3 separate regions of the Homo sapiens genome follow, and regions 1 and 2 are each linked to region 3. A link is an interaction called in ENCODE POLR2A ChIA-PET data of the cell type or tissue named here. Cell type or tissue: Caco-2. All regions are shown on one strand. Links, peaks and the distances in the headings refer to the core of each region. The heading gives the core; the rest is flanking DNA. Region 1 has its middle 4.5 kb from the start of HOXC10. Region 2 holds the start of LOC105378250 (a long non-coding RNA gene). Region 3 overlaps CBX5 (chromobox 5).

The links. ChIA-PET counts read pairs that join two places held together with the same protein. Peaks named below come from ENCODE experiments on the same cell type or tissue, not always from the same donor. Only the 100,000 strongest peaks of a DNase experiment are listed, where the experiment ranks them.
Region 1: POLR2A ChIA-PET joins it to region 3 with 6 read pairs; 2 of 35 experiments call an interaction of 5 or more read pairs at or near these places.
Region 2: POLR2A ChIA-PET joins it to region 3 with 5 read pairs; 3 of 35 experiments call an interaction of 5 or more read pairs at or near these places.

Annotation. Positions count from the first base shown.
Region 1 is chr12:53,977,936-53,983,351 of GRCh38, reverse strand. No RefSeq gene overlaps it. Among named protein-coding and RNA genes, the nearest start is that of HOXC10, 4.5 kb to the left of the region's middle. RefSeq lists an enhancer at 3,922-4,436. In Caco-2, for the core only: no CTCF peak of the experiment used is centred there; DNase peaks (open chromatin) are centred at 4,241 and 4,811; H3K4me3 peaks cover 963 bases.
Region 2 is chr12:53,737,439-53,743,528 of GRCh38, reverse strand. LOC105378250 (a long non-coding RNA gene) reads right to left here and starts at 3,935. Exons shown (of 5, transcript NR_189099.1): 1 at 3,641-3,935. RefSeq lists enhancers at 1-40, 3,521-4,310. In Caco-2, for the core only: no CTCF peak of the experiment used is centred there; no DNase peak of the experiment used is centred there; H3K4me3 peaks cover 557 bases.
Region 3 is chr12:54,255,775-54,261,864 of GRCh38, reverse strand. It overlaps CBX5 (chromobox 5), which reads left to right. Exons shown (of 5, transcript NM_012117.3): 2 at 4,173-4,351. The coding sequence starts at 4,215. It also overlaps the pseudogene RN7SL390P. Among named protein-coding and RNA genes, the nearest start is that of SCAT2, 3.8 kb to the left of the region's middle. RefSeq lists enhancers at 2,378-2,547, 4,741-5,402. In Caco-2, for the core only: no CTCF peak of the experiment used is centred there; DNase peaks (open chromatin) are centred at 2,224 and 2,564; H3K4me3 peaks cover 901 bases.

The DNA of each region.
Region 1 (5,416 bases), core at 2,870-5,369, 280 kb after region 3:
GCATTAGTCTTTCCCCACCAGTTTGATCGAAACCGTTCCCTTTTACGAGGACCCAACGAAAATTTCCCGTCATATTTATCAGCCAGGGATAAAAATTTAGTATGGGAACTGATATTTCCTCATTTATGGGACGATGAAATTAAATACCAAAGCAATTGAGAATTATATGGCTTTGGGGGTTCCCTCCCCCCTCTTTCACGTCTCCTTTATTTTCCTGCCTGGTGTGCTTTTCCCAGGAATTTAGCGTCCCAGTTCCCTACCCTTACCCCCCACTTTGGAGTCTGGTGGGTCCTTTTCCCCACGGCCAAGTGGCCCTTGGCCACCTCAGCCTTTTCTTTTTTTTTTTCTCTGGGTGTTAGTAGCTGGGGGCCAGGACAGTGCTACCCGAGCCTCTGCCCAGGCCAGCCAGGACAGGCTGGGATCAGAGAAAGGTTTCCAGGGAAGAGCCGCAAAGGGTTTGAGCCCAGCCTGGGAGGGGGTGAAGGAGTCGGCAGGAAAGGGTGAAGGAGATAAACTTCAGACAAGCCCCAAGGCGTAGCCTGGGGAACCAGCAGACAGGGAGCAGACCCATCGGCCTCAGGGGTCCCACCACCCAACCTCTTTCCAAGCCCACCTCTCACCTTAGCCAAGGGAGAGGACAGAGTCGCTTCGGAATTATCGCCATCATTAATGAAAATAATACTCCAGGGAGGAGCCTCCCGCCTCGACTCCCACCTCCTCACAAGACAGAATAGTGTTTAAAGTTGAAATAATTAGAAGTATGATAAACACGGCCGATTAATGAAAAAAGAAATCAAATTCATCAGCCTAAGTGGGACCCCCGGTGGGACAAATGTTTGCCTCTAATTACGCAAGATAAACGAAAACCCGGTGCTGCTAAACTAGAGCCCGCTCGGACGCAGACCTGAATAACTTGTTGGGTTTTCACAGACTTTGAGATTCTGCTTCAGTGGAGGTAAAAGGAAGGAAAAAGTGAGTGTTTTATCCTGGCGAAGGGAGCATTTGTGCGGGCCTGGGTCCCAGCCCTGCCCCCTTGGGCTCGGTCTTTCCCGAGGCCACGAGCAAAGGCTGTTTCGGTCCTATTGTCCGGGCCTGGCGTTCAAAGGCATGCGGGCCGCCACAGCGACCCCGCCTGCCGCCACTGCCAGGCACCCACCGCCCTGCCCCACAGGGCCAAGATCCTTCAGCCTGTGCCCTTGGCAACTGGATTAGGATCCAGGGGAGGCCTGTGTTGCTAGAATCACCCACATATGGACTTTTATTAATCCATTTCCCCAACTTTCCGAGGGCGCTGAGACACCTATGCCTATGCCTACGTCTGGGGCTCCCCCCTCTTACCTCAACTTGGGAACATGAAAATCCAGGGGCTGCAAGCCACAGTGGGGCTCAAGCTGTGCATACGACCTGACAAATCCCACCCAGGGCCAATGCCCTGGCCCCTTTCTCCCTTCCCGGGTACCCAGATCCTGGAAAGGCAACAAGGACGGGGCTGGGCCTCCTTCTGTCTGTGGGGCTGTGAGCAATGCAGAGGAGGAGGGTTCAGGAGCTCTGTGAATACTCTGGGAGGATCCAGCGGGTTCCACAGGGCAGCCCAAGGGCTGGGGCGCTAGGGGTCCCCACGTGAAAGCAGAAGAAGGAAAATATGCTCAATGAACAAAAAAGGACCTTTGTTGCTTTCTTGGCTGTAGCCCTCAACACACCCCAGAAGCACCCTGGTTTCTCCAGCAAAAAATTGGAGTTTCCCCAACAGGTTAAGAAAGTCAACTGGGAAATTCTGAAGATGAAGTGAAAAAGGAAGAATGTCTTTCCCTTTTGGGTTAAATAATAAAATAAAAATAAAGTGTGTGTATTGAAATCTTTTTAAGCAAAGAGGAAACAGAATCACACCAGAGATTGCAGGTTTTTTCCTCTTGCTTTGGAGGCCGAGATAAATCCTTCCCTTCCCAAAACTTGAAGAAAAGATTCGCTTTTCTTCTTCACTAGCACCAGGCTCTGCCCCAGCTGAATTGGGAGCAGGGAAATTCCAGGCAAAATTCGGAATGCCCAGAGACCCAGAAAAGAAAAAGATTTTCAAACAGGTACTAGAGGGAGGTAGGAGGCTGAGGACACTTAGCAGGGCCTCTGGTCTACTGTGGACCTCACAGCCCCCCAGGCAGCTCGGCCAGCAGAATCTCTCACGTCTTGACATTGCACACACTTGCACACAGATGCTACGGAGTTCAGCATCTATACACGTGTCTAACTTGCACTTAAATATGTGTACACAGCCACAGATATTCACTTTTACCCAAAGTGCTGTCTAAGATCTCCGAATCCCGAATTCTAATAACCCGCGCCAGTCTGACTGCTTCCTGGCCCTGCCGAAGCTGGCCAGTTATTTAATTTTGTCCCCTGAATTGAAACCAGACCGAAGACACCTCGGAGAGAAGCTTTGGGAGGAGGGTGGGAGGATGTCTTAGGGGCAGGCCCTGCCCCCCACTTTAGTGGTTTGCTTCTAAGTTGCCCCCAGTAAGTCAGGTTTCTAGCTAGAGTCGGGGCTGTGGTTAGGCTGGCTTGCTCCGGAGAAAAACACCGAACCTTTCTTACCGGTTAAGTTCCTTTTCAAAGATCTCTGTTTGCCTTCCTTTCCTTTCTTATTTTTCTTTTTTTTTCTTCTCTTCTTTCTTTCCTTCTTGTTTCATCCTTCTCTTTTCTCTTTATTTGCTTCTTTCTGTTTTTCTTTTTCTTTTTTCTTCCTGTAATTTATTTTTTCCTACTTTTTCCAATCCTTTCTCTTTCTTGTCTTCCTTATTTCTCCCATTTCCTTGTTTCCTTCTTTCTTTATTATACAATTAATTCTTTGCTCTTTTCTCTCTCCAATTATTTCCTTCCCCCTGACTTTCTTTCCTAGCCTTTCTTATTTTTCTCTGGTGTGCTGGGCTTAGTGAGGGGGACAGCACCAGGCTCAGTCGCATGCCTCCCTAGCCCAGCTGCTAAGGCTTGGAGTTGACCTTCTCCCGCCTACAGCCTTAGCTCAGCTCCTCCTCACAAGGCGAAGTGTAGGGCTGCCAGTCATCAGCAGCCAGGCCCCAGCAGTCGCCATTAGAGGGAGGAAAAATAGGATTCTGGGGCACATCCACACTAGTGCTGATGGCTTCTTGAAGTGCTAGGATTCAGGGGTCATGTATTTTCACTTCCATCACCCCAAAGGAGGCTTGTCTACCAGGCCTACCTTTGGAGAAGTCTGTCCCATCTTTGTCCTGACCTCCGGAGCTGAAACATTAAAATGGCCCAAAGTTGAGCCCAGTTGGTGCTCCCAAGGCTGGAGTCAGGGGAAATGAGCGAGTGGGATTTTGTCAGTCCCAGGTTGAGGGGCAGGTCCAGGGGTCATCCGTGGGCAAGGCCATCTCCCACATGGCCGCCTTTGTTCTCTGCTCCTGGACTGCAGCCCTGCTGGGCCCTCTGTCTCCTTTGGTCCTGCAACCACTGCAACCTCTGGGCAGGAGTTTCCTGGTATTTTGGATTCTTTCTTCAAACCCATTGTCGACTTCACAGGCGGCAGGCAGGAAGGCAGGGCTATGTGTGCAGAGACCCTCCCAAATCAGCAGTCTGAGTCAAGGTTATGGGTCTTTGCTTTGTGCAGTGGGTTGGAGGGGTGCGGTGCAGAGAGATGTGTGTGTGTGTGTGTGTGTGTGTGTGTGTGTGTGTGTGTGTGTGGAGAGAGAGGGAGAGAGAGAGAGTAGTGCCTACAGGAGAACAAGAGGGTGTGATGGGGGAAGGTCTTGTCATGCTGATATTGTCCAAACTTTTAGAGTTTGTAAAGGTGCAAGAGCAGAGTGGACAGGACTCTGTCCAAAGAGGCTCCAAAGCTGAGTCCAAGATGGGCTTTAGGAAGGATTGACTCAGATCTTCAAGCCTTTTTGCCTTAGACAGAGAAAGGCAGCTCCATACACTCCCTTCCCTGCACTGCCACCCCTCAGAGCCCCTCTCTCCCCTGCCTTTCAAAGACCTGTGATTTCATCCTATGGCAAGACCAAAACTTACTTTTTTTTTTTTAAGGGATGGGGAATCTTGTAAAATTTTTATGCCAAACAAAGTTATAAAAACTTCCTGGGCGTTGCCTTTTCCAAAGGTTTATATGAATAATAAAGAGTGCAGTCGCGTGCACTGGTTCTGGCGGGCTCTCAGTAGGGAGGGGTTAGCAAACAGCATTATCCAACCCTGGGGCACCAGAAAACCCCAGTAGCTCCCCCCTTCAGGGAATACTGGCCCAGAAACAATTGCCCTACGGATTCCTGAGAGAGGCGGGGAAAGCGAAGGGGTGGTGCCCTTGACTCCCTTGAAGTTCAAAGTTCTTCTTTACTCTTAAGAGAAGAGCCCTTTCTGCTCTCAGCCCACTCGAGAAATTAGCCCAAGGTAGTTTCTCCCCTTCTGGTTGAGAACTGGCTCTAGGTATTCCCAACTCTGTTCACCTTTCAGACACCTGGTTTGCACCTTTTGCTCCCCCAGAACAGGGCTCCCCAATCTTTCCATCTGGGACAACTAGAGCCAGGGAGTTTTCTCTCAGAGGTGCTTGGCAGGGGTTTCGAGTCTTCTTACAAGGGGCCCTTGCATCGCCATTCCTCAGCCACCTAAGAGTCTAAGTGACAAAGAAACCCCAAACTCAAGGCTACTCCTAAACCCATTTCTCATTTCGAGTGCCCTTGATTCCTCCTGCACCCCAAAGCCCATGGTGGAAGGGGGAGGGGCCCAGAGTGCTCTCTCAGCCCACACCACTTAATACCCTTGTAAACTCCCACGTGCACTATAAACTTGGATTTTTACAACCAGCATTCCTCCTTAGCTCCGGGAAACTTTGAACTCGGCCTCAGGTTTATTTACTGGGGCGGGGGGGTGGGGTGGGCGCGGCGGGGAGGAAAGGGGCTGGGGTGCTGGGAGCTGAGAAAGGCTGGAGAAAAGAGGAAAAATGTGGGGCAACGGGCTGAGGAGGTGGGGGTCTGAGTGTGTTGGGAGAGCCAAGACCCTCCACTACAGGTTTGTTTACTATTTAGGGCGGAAGTGGTTTCTAATACAGGCCAGACTGGGTCGTTAAGGTCGAAATGAAACTGGGTTTAGAAACGTGAGGGGGTGCTTTATGGCAGCGTCTAGACGAGGATCTTTTGTTCCCGGGCAGTGCTGCGGCTAGAGGGGATTACCCCAAGAGGTTGAGCCCAGAGTGCCCCTGACCTGCAAGGGGGGTTGGACACCTTGGGAGACGGAAGGTGGGTTTGTTTGGGGGCCAAAAAACCCTTTTTCCTCCTTTTTAGAGGGTCACCAAGGACTGGCAGATTCCTGGCTTGGGTCACAGAAGCCTTTGTTTTTCTTTCATGATGACCTTCTCCTCTCATCCACCAGAACTCTCTTTTGGAGCTGAGGACATTTCTGGGCTCCACATTGC
Region 2 (6,090 bases), core at 1,377-3,876, 520 kb after region 3:
GCAGTCAGGTGCGGTGAGAAGCCCAAGTTGAGAATCACAGAGGGGCTGCCTGCCGCTGCCCACACCACACCCAGCGCCCCAGGGGCTCCAGCACAGCAGCCTAGAGCTGTTAACTTGCCCAGAGGCAACCAGAGCAGAAGTACCAGGAGCTGGGGTTGGGGGAGCCTACACCAGAGTAAGCCACCAAGATCCGGTCAGGGAAAGGGTCTGCGCCACCTCCTCCTCCTCAGTATGAGACCATGAGACCCAACGGGACTCCGTTATCCCTGCCATTCCCAGAAAACATTAAACAGGGAAGGGTTCAGTCAATCTCCCCTGCAGCACTGATTCTCCTGGTGCGGGAAGAGGGTCCTGGAAGACAGGAAAGAAGAAAGAAGGCAGATCCCTAGAGAGAAGAAAAACAGCCCTGCTCACAGGGAGGTGCCAGTATGTGGGGAACAGGCAAGATAACAGGAAGAGGCCTGCAAGCACCTTGGCAGTGGTTTCGAAAGGAAACATTTGGGATCCGGAACCAGGAGGATCAGTCAAGGAGGGCTTCCTAGAGGAGGACAGTATGGGACAATCTTGTAAAATGCTGAGAGGCTGGTCTGGAAAAAGGAGAGAGATAGTTCAGGCTGAAGACAGACTATATGTATGAAACTATTTGGGGTCAGGGGACGACTAAATACGTGGATGGCTGCTCAGGTGGAGCTTAGAGACCACACCACCCTGCAGCGGGAGAATGGGGAGTTGAAGGAACAGGCATGGTGCATGTGAGGCAATGAGGCCTCAAGACCCAGCTGGCACAGCTGGGCAGCACCTGGGCCTAGCTGAATATCCTCCCTCTCCCCGACCCCCACATAGCCAGGAGAATAAGAACAGAATATAGGATCCTCCAAACAGGGCACAAGAAGGACTCCTAGACCAGGAGTCAGGGGCCTGGGTTTTTCAGAAGCAGCTACTGCATAACAGGGGACACTGGGTAAATCTTCCCCCCTCTGAGGACTCTGGCTGCTGTCTGTACAGGCTGAAACTGATGCTCTCTGACCTCCCTTTTCTGAGACTGTCCTGTTGATGACTGCCCTCCTCCCAAAGAATGATCTGACTCATCTGTGACCTGCCAGGCTTTAGTCCTCCTTCTCTCAGTGTCCCTATACTCCAGACACACTCCTCCATCCAGAAGAAATTATTCCATTTCTGTGGTGGAGGGATGGAGGTGCAAGGCCCCAGTTTCACGAACTTAGCCTGGGCCTATTGGGCATCAAACATGACAAAGAGGATCTGAAGTTAGACTCAAGGAAGAACTTCCCAACACAAGTGGCCTGAAAACCTCAGCTTGTGTGAAGTGCATTAAGAATATATACTAGTGGCCGGCCAGGCACGGTGGCTCACACCTGTAATCCCAGCACTTTGGGAGGCCGAGGCAGGCAGATTATGAGGTCAGGAATTTGAGACCGACCAGCCTGACCAACATGGTGAAACCCCATCTCTACTAGAAATACAAAAATTAACCGGGCATGGTGGCGTGTGCCTGTAATCCCAACTACTCAGGAGGCTGAGGCAGGAGAATCGCTTGAACCCGGGAGGCAGAGGTTGCAGTGAGCCAAGATGGTGCCACTGCACTCCAGCCTGGGCAACAGAGTGAGACTCTGTGTCAAAAAAAAAAAAAGAAAGAAAAAGAAAAAGAAAGAAAGAAAGAAGTAATATATACCAATGGCGTCCAAGAGACCAGGAAACTGTTTTGGACCTCTGAATAGTGCCAATGAGACAGAGAGAAGTTTTGACTGTGGTTATGGTCCTCCTAGTTAGAAGGTTGCACATAAAGACTTCTGGGGGCCGGGCGCAGTGGCTCACGCCTGTAATCCCAGCACTTTGGGAGGCCAACGCAGGCAGATCACGAGGTCAGGAAATCCAGACCATCATGGCTAACACGGTGAAACCCCGTCTCTACTAAAAATACAAAAAATTATCCTGGCGTGGTGGTGGGCGCCTGTAGTCCCAGCTATTCAGGAGGCTGAGGCAGAAGAATTGCTTGAATCTGGGAGGCAGAGCTTGCAATGAGCCGAGATAGCACCACTGCTCTCCAGCCCGGGTGACAGAGCGAGACTCCATCTCAAAAAAAAAAAAAAAAAAAAAAGACTTCTGGTAATTCTACCACCCTGAAGTGGAGTAGGGTGAATCTAGAGTTAGGAAGTGCAGGTTGGTTAGAAGCTAATGGTCAAAACCTGTGGAGTGGGTGGCAGAGGAGAGAAGTGAGTAGGCCTGAATTCTTCACAGACTAGGCAGCCTCCCGTCCTGACCCCACCTCTTTATCACCCTCCCAGGTCAGACCAGAGCCTCTGAGCACTTCCAATTCAAACCCTGATTGAAGGCCTCAGATCCTAGTCTCCATCTCAGACCCCGGACCCTGATGCTGTCCCCCTGTGCCTGGAAGGGCAAAAGCACACACTTCTCAGGCTCCCCAACCAAGTAGGAACAGCCTTCCTCTCCTGGCCTCCCACCTCAGCATCACCACATACCACATGCTGGAACCTGCTAGAGATTTGCATAAATCAAAGATATCTTCACCTGAGTCTTCCAGCTCCCCCAAGGCACACCACATGCACACATACACATATGCACACGTTCGCCTGCACACATGCAGATACACAGGTGCATACTCATACATGCATCATACATGGACACACATAACCTCAAAATACAAGCATATGCACACACACCCTCATCACAAACACTCTCACATACATGCAACATACACATACTCATAAACTCACCCACATTTACAGACACACATCACATGCAAACTTACACATACTCACTCATCAAACACACTTGTTCACACTCATGCGCACATCCTCTGCTATTCCTTTCTACTGACTAAGGATCAAGAACCCAGGCTTCTAGATTCTAGAGATTTAGAATGTCCAGCAGAATGCATGTAAACTCACAGGAAACCTATTTTGAGTTTCTTAGCCCAAACTAGAACTTCTTTACCATATCCTCTTCCCTGCCTCCAGATCTCTGGACCTCTGGTCCAGATCACGGAAATGGAGCCTGCAAAGGTAACTCATTCATTCATGCAACAGACGTTTTCGAACACCTGCCACCTATGTGCAGGAAGCTGAGGTAGACACATAAAAGCATAAGAACTTCTGCCCCCTAGTGTAGTGGAAAGAGCAAGAGCTCATGAGACAAGGACCTGAGTTCAAATACTGCCTCCGTCTCAACAAGCTGTGTTACCTTGGGAACATTACATAACCTCTCTGAGCCTCAGTTTCATCACCTGTAAGGTGAGGTTAATAAAACCCAGTAATGCTGTGAGGAGTAAAAGGCAGGGAAAACCTCCAACAGCAATGTGCCCACCCATGAAAAGGGTCCCCATTCCCTTCCCTAGCCCCTGCAGTGGAGGTGGAGGGAGAGCGGCTCCCCAACACCCTCCCTGTCCTGCCGTCACTGAAGCAGAAACCCAGTCTCCTTCAGCCTCAGACCCCACAGGTGCGCAAACTTCGGGAAACTTAATCTCGGACTTGGGCAGCTCCGATCTGACTCCCCCGCCCCCGCCCTCGCCCTCGGCCCCCGCCCCCGCCCTCGCCCTCGGCCCCCGCCCCTCCTGGTCCATCATGCCTCTCGCCCGTTTGCAGGTCGCGTTTTCCGTAATAACCTTTAATGCGGCTGGCCACGGCCCAAATGTTCGCGATGGAGTGCTGGGCCCCGCGCATCAGATGGACGATGAAGTGTTAATCATCCCCCAGGGAGCCGTCCCGCGGAAAGTCGTCATTAATTTCTCTGAATTACACCAATTCCGAGACATTCTTTATGGACAGACAGTGCGGGAGACAGTTATATGACAGGACTTGCTGTGCTAAGCAGATGTGGGAGAGATTGCGTCGCCCCATGAATACTAAACAATCGCTCCGAAGAAACCCCACTAGCTTCTGCGCTCAGAGCTGGGACTCGGCTTACTCCGTCTCCCACCCTGATGGGCACACCCCTGCAGGTGCCTGGGGTTGGAGAAGGAGGGCTGGCGCCCATCCCTGCTGCATAGGTGGCCTCCTCGGCTCCCCTCCGAAGTCAGGCCTCGGCCACAGAGCAAGAAGTGGCTCTGGGGCTCTCACCCTCACCTTCCTGGGACCCTGCAAGGACCCACAAACACCCTTGCCTTCCCTGCCATAGCCTTTGCTCCCTGCATTCCTTCCAGGGCCTGAACTGCTTCTAAACGTCTTGCTGTCTCCCCTCTCTCCGACTCTGATCCTCCTCTAGCTCATCACCCAGACGACTCACTACCTGCTCGTTTCTGAGTCTTCATCCCGCTTCTCCCACCTCCCATCCTGCCCCGCCTCCATCCCTCCGACCCCCTCTTCCTGCCCACCTCCCACTCTGCTCACTTCCCCAGCCTGACCACTTTCCACCCTACCCAGGCTGCCTGCCCATCTCCCCAAAGAACCCCGCCTGGCAGTGGGCATAGCTTTCCCATTCCCTCCCTCGCTCTAACCGGCTGCACCCTACACTGTGCCCCATTTCAAGTCATCTCTCCTACATCTGCTTTCACACCTCGCTCACCCTTCAGAATCTAGCGGGGGAGGGACAAAGTTCAGAGCAGAATGAAAGGAAGGGGGTGTGACCCTTTTCTCTCTCCTCCTGCCCTCTGCCTGCTCTCCTCTCTTCTTTCTGGGATACTGGGAGGGGAGTCAACGAGAGCTGGGGACACCTCCCCACCAGCAGAGTGGTGGGCGCCAGGGAGTGGGGGAGAAGGAAGAGGGTGGCCGGGGAAACCTGCCTAGGCGATGGGTCCCACCTGGAGAAAGCCCCGCCCACCACAACGAGCTCCACCTCCCCTGAGCGGCGGGGGAGGCTCCGCCCTAAGGCCGAAGGGTCCTCCTTGGCAGCCCGGGGACCTTGGGAGGGCCAGGTTTCTCGGTCACCCCAGGCCACTGTCCCTCGGGGGAGGACAGAGGCAAGTGCACACTGTTCCTGTCAGGCCGTCCCTCCGCCTTTGCCGGAGGGAGGACCCCCTCAGCGCCTTGCGCGGGTCTGGGGGAGAGGAAGGAAAGTGCGCAGCCTCTGCGTCTTTCCTCCTCGCAGGTAATTTATGTCTGAGAGCGGAGCAGATGGCGGGTAATTTAGCAATTACCGTGTGCGGGAACGGGACTCGCGCCTCCACATGGAAGCCAAAGATTCCCCGCCGCAGTCTCATCTCATTTGCTGCCTGTTTTCTCTATTTTGTCTCCCCTTCCCCCGCCACACCTCGCTGAATCCCAAAACTCAGGCGGAGGGGATCTCCTGCTCGGGGTCCCATTTCATCCTGACCCCTCTCGACATCAGGCCTAGGTTTTCTGCCTCAGAAAACACGAGGTAGAGTCTGTTTGCTCACTGGGAGTCCTTCCTTCCCCTCTCACCTTCAGCCTTCTTGCTGCTCTAAGTGACCGTACTGTACTGGGAGGCTGTGGGGTTCTCTCCCAACCTTCTCCCCTACTGCCACTTCTTCAGGCTTTCCACGGTATTTTCCTCAAATATCTGGGTTCCAGACCCCCGGTTTCAGAATAGGCTTCTGGACCCCAAAGTTAACCCAGCGGCTAAGAAGCCTGGGTGCCTGCATGGGCAGCAAGGGGAAAGCAGTGATTGTTAAGGTGAGAGGAGCCCCAAAGCCCTTTGGAGCTCTGTCCACGCAGTGAGCATGTAATGAGTATGCAATGGCTGACAGAAGCTGGCCTGAGTGAGGAGAGGGCAGGCAGAGGGGACAGGAATGAGGCTGGAGGCATCTGACATGCCTCCTTCCCCTTCTACTCCCTTCCTTTCTGGGCCACCTGGGGAAAGGATGCTGTGAGATAGGCCCTGGGCCTGGAGACCTCCCTAAGCTGCACGGGAGTCGGGGGTGTCCTCCCTTCCCTCTGCCTCTATCCAGCCCAGCCCAGGACACAGGACACCCACAACCAAGAGGCTGTATCCCACACACACCCTGTCTTCGGCCGGGGCCCCTAGATCTCTGACCTTCACTGTCACCCTTAATCCTGGACTGCAGCTTGAATGCTCCCATTCCAACAGGACTTTAGGTGACCTCTGGGCTCTGCAGAGCTGGCCTCTTAGGCTTTGAGACACCCTCATCACAAACTC
Region 3 (6,090 bases), core at 1,271-3,770:
ACTTTTTCCCTCGGAGGTACGTAGGGCAGGTAGTACAGATTTATTTAGCCCGTTTAAATGATGCCGGGGTTAGATGGAAAATTTATTTACTCAGGATAACACATGGCAAGTTAATCAGAGTCAGGATCCTATTTAAATGTTTGTTATTGTTTTTATATCCCTTAATTATGAAAAGTTAAAAGGTAAGAGTTGAAAAATGCCGTTTTTAATTGGAGGTTTGCTGATGGTCCATTCAAATCTGAGGAAATCTTTTGTAATTAAAAAATTTCTGGCCGGGTGCAGTGTCTCATGCCTGTAATCCCAGCACTTTGGGAGGCCCAGGTGGGCGGATCACAAGATGAGGAAATCGAGACCATCCTGGCCAACATGATGAAACCCCATCTCTGCTAAAAATACAAAAATTAGCTGGGCGTGGTGGCACATGCCTGTAATCCCAGCTACTTGGGAGGCTGAGGCAGGAGAATCCCTTGAACCAGGGAGTTGGAGGTTGCAGTAAGCCGAGATGGCGCCACAGCACTCTAGCCTGGTGACAGAGCGAGACTCCGTCTCAAAAAAAAAAAAGAAAAAAGAAAAAAATTTCTACTTTGGTCTTACACCCTATGGTTTCTTCTGTTTGACAGTCGTAATAGTCACCATTGTGCTTCTTCTCAACTGAGTTCTTTTTTTTTTTTTTTTGAGACGGTTTCGCTCTTGTTGCTCAGGCTGGAGTGCAGTGGCGCAGTCTCGGCTCACTGCAACCTCTGCCTCCCAGGTTCAAGCGATTCTCCTGCCTTAGCCTCCCAAGTAGCTGGGATTACAGGCAAGTGCTACTATGTCTGGCTAATTTTTGCATTTTTAGTAGAGATGGGGCGTCACCATGTTGGTCAGGCTGGTCTCGAACTCCTGACCTCAGGTAATCCACCTGCCTCGGCTTCCCAAAGTGCTGGGATTACAGGTGTGAGCCACTGTTCCTGGCTCAACTGAGTTCTTTGCTTTTGATTGTCCCTTTTTCTTACTCTCCTATGGCAGCCACTTCTGGCTTTAAAGTTCCCACATCTATAAAGCAGAGTAGAGTTTTGGAGCTCTCTAAAATGTTCTTTAGAGCCAGAAGAATGGAAAACTTACAGTATTTCAAGTCTCTATATATCTTTTTTATTTATCCTAGTACTCCTTTTCTCAAGTATTGAGACATACTGATACAGAGAGTTGTATATTAATAATGTATCAGGTGATGAATAATTATTTAAAAATCTGTTTTATAACATTATAGAGCAACCTATAAGTGGTTTAAATTTATCAACCATTAGGTTGTGGCAGAACTGCTCTCCTCTTTTTTTTTTTTAAGCTTCTTAGGAATTTTTTTCCACCTAAATTCATTTTGTTTTATTTTTTCGAGACAGTCTCACTCTTGTCGCCCAGGCTGGAGTGCAGTGGTGCGATCTAGGCTCACTGCAACCTCTGCCTCCTGGGTTCAAGCGATTTCTCCTCCCTCAGCCCCCTGAGGAGCTGGGACTATATGCGCCTGCCACCACACCTGGCTAATTTTTTTGTATTTTTAGTAGAGACGGGGTTTCACCACGTTGGTCAGGCTAGTCTTGAGCACGTGACCTCAAATGATTGCCCCGTCCCGGCCTCCCAAAGTTCTGGGATTACAGGCATGAGCCACTGCACCTGGCCCTCCACCTCTAATTTTAGTTAAAAGGGGTTTTTTTTTTTTTTTTTTTTGGTTGTTGTTTTGGTAGTGCTTCATGTCTTTGGATTTTGTCTCTAGTAATCCCCCCAAAGAAGGAAAGTTATATAGTGTCTTTAAAATACTTCCCCTCCCCTGTTTCCTGTTATTTTTCCCCTCAAGCAATTTTAATTAACTGTTCTGTGACAGACGGTAAAATGGGATTGCCCAAAGTGCTCTGGTGGGCTGGATTAAGTGATGGGTGGTTTGTACTGATCGTGTTGTAGAAGGATCGAGCCTTTCCCCTCCCCCTTCAGTTGAGCTGTAATCTTGTTAGATGATCTTAAAATGTTATTGATTAATTCACAGTGCTGTTAGAGGAATAAGCATAAATACTGGATTTAAAACCTAAGAAGTAATTCCCTTAAGCTCTGAATGCCTTAGCCTTGAGGCCAAGAGAGGTACCTTCCAATTTCTCCACCCAGTCTTCACTGAAAAGGAAAGTTAAGCCTTTTAACTTTTCCATTTGCTTCTCCCCCTTAGTGTAGTACTGCTGCCAGTTGCTATGGCAACGGACTGGGACAGCTGCGCAGTGGCGCCCAGGCAGCTGGGTGGGGGCAGGGGAGCTGCCAGCCCGCCAAGACCCAGACCTGGGAGGGGAGGCCCCTCCTGTTAGCCCAGAGGGAAAGAAAGAACTGGGGCGATCCGGTAGGTAAAGGAGGGAACCCCCATTCATTTTCTACCTTTGGGGCTCCTCTTCTGCATGAAGGTATAAAGGGAGATTTTCCTTGTCTCTCCCTCAAAATGAAGAACACATGTAAATCCTTGTTTTTCCTGGTGAGGCAGGGGAGGCCATAGCCACAATGCTTAACTGCATGCATCTAACATGGGGCTGGTTTTAACCCCAGCGCTCTGACCTAAACTGCTCAGCTCCCGGAAATTCCAAGGTGAGTGGTGGTGGGGGTGGGGTACTCTCCCTGGAATATGACATTTCCTGTCTCTGGTGAGGTTGGAGGCTGTTTTATTTTAAATAAAGCACATAAGATATTTTCTTGAAGCTTAGGACTCTTCTAAATTCATGGAAAAATTATTTTAACCCCCCCGCACCTACATTTTGCTACTACTTCCTCTTCCAAATAGAGTATTTTAATAAAAACTTAGTCTTATAGGGCAGTAATGGGTATAGGCAGTTTTTTAGGTGGGCAGACCTATAGCTAATAAGTTCTGGAGATATGGTCTCCAACTATATATTCTTGTAATAATTTTTAAAATTTTGCTAATTTGAAGTGAATTGATAATTGCCACTTTTTATGTGACTTGAACATCATTCTGAGGTTAGTAGTGGGCCCTCCCTGACCCAGTGGTTTTCTGGTCAGGGTGGAAATATTTAGAGGGTGCTGATAAACATCTTTAAAGATTACAGGAAAATAATAATGGAGTTCAGCTAAGAAAACAATTTCTGCTACTCTGTAATCCAGACTGTAGGCACCATTTAGCATGGTTAAGGAAGAATTCTTAAAAATGATTATGGAACAACAACATGGGAATTTTTAAAACTAGATTCTCTGTTGAGTACCCCCTGGTGTGCATATTTCTGAGCTTAACTCAATTTCCATTTGTGTTTCCTTGCTTCAGCTTTCCTTGGGCCTATGAATGGTTCCTCTGTATTTTGAGGAGGCTTCATGTTGATGCTGAGTCTGGGGCCAGACTTCTTTTTCCTCCTCCTCTTCCTTTGGCCCTGAGTCAACTTCAGTTAAGAGGGAGAGGTACCTTCTTAACTATTTGGGTTAGTTGCATCTTGGGAATTACTGAATAATCTAGTGACTAATTTTGAATTTTAGGACTGAAAAATTTTTTCTCCTTTCTGCCTCCCTCCCATCCCCAAATTAGCTTTCTAAAAAGGAAGATTAGTGTGTTTGAGATGTCAGCCTTGCTTTTGTGAGCTGATGGATGCTCTGAAGGGACAAGCTCAATTTGTTTAAGGGAAATGTACCAAGTCACTGAAAATGTGGTGAAAGGTGCCTAAGCAAGCCTTTTTTGTGTGCTGCTAAGAGACTGGGCAAGATGCTCAGAGCACAGAAAACTCATATTTTAGTGGCTTTTCTTTTTTCATTTTTATAAAGACGCTTATTCACCTTGGAGAAAAAGGTTTTAATTTTATCTTGGTTCATTTAACTAAAGATTTTGCACATTTCTGTTTGAGTTCCTGGCTTGTAAACAGTTACAAACATAGCCAGGAATAACATACCACACTACTTGTCTTTTGGAATCTGAAATAGAAGAGTTAAACAGTTGTGCCTTCTAATAATTTTGGTCTCTTTAGCCGAAGAGGAGGTTGTAGTTGAGGAAGTGAAGACTGATTCATTTTTAAATTAAACTCTTAGGACTCATCTGTAGAATGATTTGAGACTCAAGAGCAGGGCACATGGCAACTCAGTGTTATCCCCTTTTCATCCCATCAAGAAAAGACAAAGTTTTTAACTCCTCACATGGATTCTAACCATTTTGTCCTTTGCCTTTGCAGGGACCTGGTGGCCTTAGTCTTTCAGGTGGAACGGTGTGCGACATGGGAAAGAAAACCAAGCGGACAGCTGACAGTTCTTCTTCAGAGGATGAGGAGGAGTATGTTGTGGAGAAGGTGCTAGACAGGCGCGTGGTTAAGGGACAAGTGGAATATCTACTGAAGTGGAAAGGCTTTTCTGAGTAAGTTCCTTTTTTCCCCCAGGCGTTGGGACTCTGTAGAGATAGATACCTTTGGTTTACTTCCTTAGGAATCACAAGCATTTTTGTCTTTTTCTTCCCCCTCCTGCACTCTTCCTAAGAGTTAGAAGACACAGCAGTAAAGAAAACAAAATCTCTCCGCTTGTGGAGCTTACGTTCTAATGATACTGCTTTTGAAAGGCAGTATAATGAATTGGTTAGGAGCACAGACTCGAGAGTCAGATTGCTTGGGTCTAGATTCTAACTCCACCACTTATGATACAAACTGGATGGCCTTGGCTAATTTCCTTAATCATTTTATCTCCTCAGTGAAATAAGGATAAGCAGTAGTGCTTATAAGGCCAGGCGTGGTGGCTTGCACTCTAATCTCAGCACTTTGGGAGGCTGAGGCGGGTGGATCACCTGAGGTCAGGAGTTTGAGACCAGCCTGGCCAACATGGTGAAACTCCATCTACTAAAAATAAAAAAATTAAGTGTGGTGGCAGGTCCCTGTAATCCCAGCTACTCCAGAGGCTGAGGTAGGAGAATCACTTGAACCTAGGAGGCGGAGGTTGCAGTGAGCCAAGATTGCGCCACTGCACTCCAGCCTGGGTGACTGTGTTTTTAGTAGAGGCAGGGTTTTGTCATGTTACTCAGGCTGGTCTCGAACTTCCAGGCTCAAGTGAGCCACCTGCCTTGGCCTCCCAAAGTGCTGGGATTACAGCCGTGAGCCACCGTGCCTGGCTGTGAAATTAATTTTAATAATATTTTATTTAACCTAATACGTGAAAAATACTATTTCAGCGTTAATCAGTACAAAAGTTATTAATGAAATTTGTGTGTGTGTGTGTGCTAAGACTTGAAAATCTGGGATGTATTTTATACTTTATAGTGCATCTCCATTCAAACTAGCTGCATTTCAAATAGGCACATGTGGCTAGTGGTTACCATATTGGATGGCACAGCTCCTGCAGTCTAGGACCTAAATACACTAAAAGATACAGTGGTTTACCAATACTTTTGGATAAAGGCTATGTGTCAAGAACCTTTGAAACATACTGGAGGTTATTTCATTACATGACTCAAGGTTTCTCATCTGGAGAATTATTGGCGTTGTAGGTGGGATCATTCATGCATTGCAGGATGCTTAGCATCTCTAGCACCCAGAGTGCAAGTATGGGTAGCACAACAATCAGAAGATGCCCTCTGTTTGTAGAGAGGAGTGGTATCACAGCTTCCACTAGAGATGAGAACTGTTAAAGTTTGAGAGACCTCTAGAGCACTAACAGATAGGAACTAAAGTAACACCAGAAGATTTTGAAGATGTTTATTGGGCCCATTTCCACTGGAAATATTTGGGTGTTTGAAAGATACTTGAAACTCTTTCTCTGTCATTGAGCTACTGGTACCTTACCATAGATGAAAGGGGAAAAGGTAAGGTTTGGGGTAGACAAAGTAAACATTGGTCCTTTTTCAGAAATGCCCTGGATTTCATAAAAGACTGGAACAAATCAGCATTGTCTATAACTAAATGCCTACTTTGTGCTAGACAGTGATCAAATTCTACCTCTTGTGCTCTCTTCGATTCTCACAAAAGCATTTAGAGTCCAGGCATGGTGGTATGTACCCGTGGTCCCAGCTACTAGGGAGGTTGAAGTGGGAGGATTGCTTGAGTCCAGGAGTTTTGGGCTGTAGTGCACTAAACCGATCAGGTGTCTGCATTAAGTTTGGCATCAATATAG